2 separate regions of the Homo sapiens genome follow, and region 2 is linked to region 1. A link is a contact called in ENCODE Hi-C data. All regions are on one chromosome and are shown on one strand. The core of a region is the stretch at or near the end of the contact, and the rest is flanking DNA. Distances in the headings are between cores, read along the strand shown. Region 1 holds the start of TRIM24 (tripartite motif containing 24). Region 2 holds the start of KDM7A-DT (KDM7A divergent transcript).

Evidence for each region. Hi-C counts contacts between places; a loop is a spot of excess contacts on that map. Pooled maps may share reads with other maps.
Region 2: a map of sigmoid colon shows a loop between it and region 1 (7-fold over the local background). The contact joins the promoter of KDM7A-DT here to the promoter of TRIM24 in region 1. A Hi-C loop is called at or near these places in 1 of 168 maps with a recorded cell type or tissue (sigmoid colon), 1 of 37 single-sample maps with no recorded cell type and 14 of 50 pooled maps.

What each region holds. Positions count from the first base shown.
Region 1 is chr7:138,458,990-138,461,689 of GRCh38, reverse strand. It overlaps TRIM24 (tripartite motif containing 24), which reads right to left and starts at 1,431. Exons shown (of 19, transcript NM_015905.3): 1 at 778-1,431. The coding sequence starts at 1,141. RefSeq lists silencers at 560-1,039, 1,070-1,319, 1,380-1,769 and enhancers at 1,280-2,062, 2,466-2,700.
Region 2 is chr7:140,175,822-140,178,636 of GRCh38, reverse strand. It overlaps KDM7A-DT (KDM7A divergent transcript), which reads right to left and starts at 1,376. Exons shown (of 1, transcript NR_024451.1): 1 at 1-1,376. It overlaps KDM7A (lysine demethylase 7A), which reads left to right and starts at 1,654. Exons shown (of 20, transcript NM_030647.2): 1 at 1,654-1,893. The coding sequence starts at 1,700. RefSeq lists silencers at 1,246-1,675, 1,716-1,815, 2,456-2,635, 2,646-2,815 and an enhancer at 1,098-2,021.

The DNA.
Region 1 (2,700 bases), core at 182-2,681:
AAGTTAGCAATGGAACACCTGTCAAAAGTCTAATTTTACAGTAATAAACACCACAAAGAGAACAGTAACTTCCAGCTTTATCTATAAAATACCAGAAAACCCAAATCACTTTGTATTATTTCTCTTCGCCGTCTCAAAATAAAACCTTTGAAAGAGACACACAACAAAACAACGTCTCTTGGTTCCTTTGTCCCCAGCAGAGGAGAGGGAAGAGAACTGGGAACTCATTAAGGTAAAGAGCCCCAAACATGCAAGATAAGAAATAAATGACATCCGATCTGCAATCAATCATCAAAGAAAGTCACCATCACTTCATCTTCATCCCTCCCTTCTCCCCTGCAGCTCAAATAACGTGAGTATAGACGAGATGATCAGGATCATATGGACCTGGACAAAGCTTTGTGGAGGCAGCGGGCGGGTAGCAGTTAACTGGCTGCAGCCGGCAAAGAACCCGAGATTCCGGCTGCAGGAGACTCCGACAGAGGTCTGCAAAAGTGCGAGTGGCAGGGGCCGCCCGGCTGTTGAGAATGCGGAGCAGCGGCGGCGGCGGCGGCGCGGTCAAGTCCACAGCGCCCGGGGAAGTTGCTGGCCGAGCGCGACACGCCGCAGAGCGCGGGCCCTCCATGTCACCGTCGCCAGCACAGACCCTCCTGCTCGCCCCTCCCCCGCCGCGCACCCCGGGCGGCGGCGACATGACAGCGGGTCGCGCCGCACAAGGGCGCCCGCCCCCTCCTGGCCCTCTCCCCGGGCTCCCCAGCGGCCGCGGCCGGTTCTCACCTTGGGTGGCGAACGGCGACGAGCCGCTGACCGGCGAGCCGGGGGCAGGGACGGGTGGCGGGGTCTCGGCCGAGCCCAGCATGGGCGCGGGCAGCATGAGGTAGCGCTGGGGCGCGGGCAGGCAGCGCTGGCAGAAAGAGTGCAGGCAGGGCAGCAGCTTGGGCGCCCGGCTCTGGATGTTCTGGTGGCACACGGCGCAAGTGTCCAACAGGTTGAGCCGGGCCGCCTCGCCGCCGCGCTCCGAGTCCGGGCCCTGCCGACTCTCGGCCTCGTTCTCCCCGCTCGGCGCCGCCGAGGGCCCCCCGGAGGCCGCAGCCGAGGCCGCTGCCGCCGCCGCCACCGCCTTCTCCACCGCCACCTCCATTGTCCTGCCCTTGCCGCCGCCGGGGAAGCGAGAGCGCGGTCTCCGCCCGCCGCCCCCGACGACCTCCTCCTCCTCCTGCGGCTGCTCCTCAGAGGCCGCTCGGTGGACTCGCGGCAGCGCCAGCGAGGGAGGGAAAGCAAACCGGGCGGGGGAAGCCTCCTCAGGCCCACGGGATCCGCCTCCCGAGTGGCGCGGCCGGAAGGAGGGTATCTGTCAGCGGAGACCGTTCCTCGCACCGGGGAGGCTGCACCCCGTCCGCTTCGCCAACCGCCGAGGCGCTCGTGGAATACGCCCAGCCCGCCCTTGCCTCCCCGCCTTTCTCTTCATCCCCCTGGCCCACCTCAGGCCCCGCCCCCGCCCCCGCCCTCCCTCTCCCAGCAACTGAGGCTTCGGTGTGGAGCGCGCCGCCCAATAGCGGCCGCGCCTGGCGAGGGGGCGGGACCTGTTGGAGCCCGCGAGGCTCCGTCGGCCGCGGCGGGAGGTTGGGAAGTGGGAGGTGCTTGCCCAGCCCCGCCCCCTCCGGACGCCTGAAATCGCGGCTTCTGATTGGGCCTTTGTGTATGTTTCCTCCTCTGAAAAGATTAAGGGTTCATTTGTTAACGACCATCCGCCTGATTCGGTCCGCGGTGTTAGCTCCTCCTAGGGGGCGGGACCTCACTTGTCTACTCAATGCCGTTAATTAAGTAACTGCTTGGAAAACTGATTTCATTACTGGAGACCTGGTCTTGTAGGAGGAGTAAATATGGTCGGAGGGTCACAGGAGGAAGGAGTGGAGGTACTGAAGAGCAAACAAGGAAATAATTTTTTAAAATACTGTGTGAAAGAGGTACTCTGGAGGCAGCAGGGATATTGCAACCTAATTTTACTCATCTCTAGAATGAATGAGTATGAAGAATAAGGGGGGGAAGTTCTCGTGCAAGTTGGAAATTTTTAAAGGGTTTCCCCAATGAAAAAGGTGAAATTAATTTTTAAAGTCAGTGATTTGCTTTTTAAGTGACTAAAAGTGGTTCGTTTTCCCAGGAATTAATACAGATTGACAAATGTTTTTATTGCATAAATATAGCATCATTAAGCAAAAATAAACCTCAATACTGTTACCCAAATAATTCATAACTTCAGGATTCTTTTGTATTTCCTCCCTCCCTCTTATTTTATTCCCTCCCTCCCTCCCTCACCTCTCTACGCTGATATCAGAAGTTACGCACATTTTTCACTCAAAAAATGGCGCAGCTTTTAAGGAACTTGAAGAATAGAAACGGAATGAAGGAAACAAGATTTTGTAACACGTAACTTTAAGAAGTATTTACCTTTTTTTTTTTTTTTTGTCAATACTAATGAAGCGGTACTGGACTTTAGAGAAAGATGGAGTGGGTCATGAAAGGCTTTGCTAAAATCACAGTTTTCCTGGAGGACTATATGGGATGGCAATGGGGGAGGGCTAGGCAACGTAGCCTTCCTTCAAGACCTTGCCCTTAAACACAACCTCCGTAGGCCTCAAGTGAGAGGTTCTTTTACTTAATCACAAGACATTCAACAGCTCTTCCCGCCTCCCCCACCCA
Region 2 (2,815 bases), core at 127-2,626, 1.7 Mb before region 1:
ACTATAAAAAGGAGATTAGGCAGGACTTGGTGGCTCACGCCTGTAATCCCAGCACTTTGAGAGGCCGAGGCGGGCGGATCACTTGAGGTCAGGAGTTCAAACAGCCTGGCCAACATGGTGAAACCCCGTCTCTATTAAAAATACAAAATTACCCGGGTGCGGTGGCGTGCGCCTGTAATCCCAGCTACTTGGGAGGCTGAGGCAGGAGGATCCCTCGAACCCGGGAGGTGGAAGTTGCAATGAGCCGAGATCACAGCACTGCACTGCACTCCAGCGCGGGCAACAAGAACGAAACTCCGTTTCAAAGAAAGAAAGGAAAGAAAGGAAAGGAAAGGAAAGGAAAGGGAGGGAGGGAAGGAAGGAAGGAAGGAAGGAAGGAAGGAAGGAAGGAAGGAAGGAAAGAAAGGAAAGAAAGAAAGAAATGGAGAATTAGATCAGCGACTCTTTGCCTGGGGGTGGGTGACAGAACAACACTTCTTCCTCCCCTAACAAAAATTACCTATGGAGCTGTGAGGGCTTTCCCCACTGATAGAAATGCCAGCAGAAATTCAGCTACAAATACTCAATCCAATAATCCTTAACATCACTTCCAATCCACAGTTATGATTCCAACGCAATCTTTTCTATACAGTATTTGTCAGCTGTTTTTATTCTTCAGTTTATCATCTTATATTTGGCTCTCAATTTCACCCATAAATTATTGATGGCTTATTATACGCCAAGTACCCTGCGCTCCGCTTTTTGTGGTATCCCTCTTCGGAGCGAGAAGTCACTTAGAATTTTACCCCATCTTCCCCACTTGGGAATCGGAAGGGTTCATAGCTAAGTTTTGTTATTTATAAGCACGCCGGCTCTTCTCTATCCCTCTCTCCACCAACCCCATTTCAAGGTTGGTCCCTCCCAGCGGACGACAGTGATGAATTCCTCTTGGGGACAGCCCTCCCGCAACTAACGGTGGCTCCATCGACGCTCTGGTCTCCTTGCTGCTCGCTGGGAATTCGGGTGGGACGTTTTCCAAAGTTTGGATTCCACGGCACATTCCTCCCTCGGAAAGGCACAACCGGCTCGGCGTGTCAGCTCAGCTGGACTCACGCCGGTGCGGGGCCGCAGCTCCGGTTCTCGCTGGGCGGCTGCGGAGGGCTGGGCGATTCTCTCAGCGTCGCGAGGCGACCCGGGCAGCAGCAAACTTCTCCGCTTCCCCTCTTCGGGACGCGGCACCTCTTCTGCCCTTGAGCACTCCGCAGGAACTTCCCCCGGCCTCGGCTCTCGCTCCGAAATAACCGAGCCAGCTCCTCGCACGCTCCCGCCGTCCTCCTCCGGCTGCGGCCGCGCGCCCGCCGCCACCGCCACCACCGCGCGTGTCCTCACGGGGCCTCAGCTCCCTCCGCCCCCGCAGCCGCCTGCGTGCCCTTCAACAGCTCCCTCCGCCCGGCCGTCGCGGAGAGGAGCGGGGAGCGCGCGCCGGCGCCAGAGACGTGCGCGAGACGCACGGCCCCGCGCCGAGCGCCGGAAGCAGCCGAGTCTGGGCCTCGCGCGTCGCGCGCGCCTCCTCCCCCTCCGCCAGCCGCCGCGGCCTCGCGCGCGCGCACTGAGGCGCCGCCGCCGCCGCGGCTGCTGCAGGAGGCGGCGCTGGCTGGCGGCTGCGCTCGCTCCAGTCGGCGAGCGGAGTAGCGAGCGAGCGTGTGTGTGTTTTTTAAAGATGGCCGGAGCGGCGGCGGCGGTGGCCGCGGGAGCAGCAGCTGGAGCCGCCGCGGCAGCCGTGTCGGTGGCGGCTCCCGGCCGGGCCTCGGCGCCTCCGCCGCCCCCGCCCGTGTACTGTGTGTGCCGGCAGCCGTACGACGTGAACCGCTTCATGATCGAGTGCGATATCTGCAAGGACTGGTTCCACGGCAGGTAAATAAACCCCCTCCAGCCCCGCAGCCGCCACCGCCGGCCACCGACCAACCGCCGCCGCCGCCGGCCGCCCGCGCCTCCCTCGGGCCGGGCCGCCGCGCCGCGCCCAGCTTTCAGGGGGCCCCGGTGCCTAGCCCCCCGGCCGGGCAGTGGGGCGCGCGGTGCCCCGGGTTCGCCGGGCGGGCTCCAGAGGGGAGCCGGTGGGCTCGCCTGGCCCGGGCGAAGAGTCGCCACAACAAACACGAACAAAGAGGGCCGGCGGATAAGTTGGCAGGGGGAGCCTGGGGCGAGGGGACGCGGCCGGGCGGGCGCGGCGGGGGCGTCGGGCGGAGCGCCGGCCGGGTCCGCAGCCCCTCGCCAGCCCGGGCCGCCGCCGCCCCGCCCCGCCCCGCCGCGCCCGGGGCTCCGGCCGGAGTCGCCGGCCGCCCCGCCGCTCTGCCCGGCCGGCCGACGCGCCTGCCTTCCTTCCGGGCGGCGATGGGGTCGCCCCGGCCCCGCGTCTCCTCCGCGCCGCGGGTCCCTGTCGCGCCCCCTTCCCCGTCTTTATCAAACTTCCTGGGCCAGTGGGACGGGGGCAGCGGCGGGCCGGAGAGGCGACCGCGCCAGCCAGCTCGGCGGGGCTCCGCGGAGTAAACAGAGCAACAGATGAGGCACTCGCTCTCGGGGACTTGAAAGGTGCCGGGGAAGTTGGGGCCGGGCCCCCGGCGGGCGGCAGGTTGACCCGGGTCGCGGTCCTGGGCCCCCGCACACACCCGGGTCGCCGGGACTGGGGCAGATGGAGTGGGTTGCGGCGGCCCGAAGGGAACGCTTCTCCGGACCCCCTGCGTTGCCCTCGCGCCGCGGCTTAAACTTTACAAAGAGTGCAGTTGCCATCGCTCGAAGCTGGCGACACCGGGACCGCCTGCGGCTGTGCCCGGGCGCC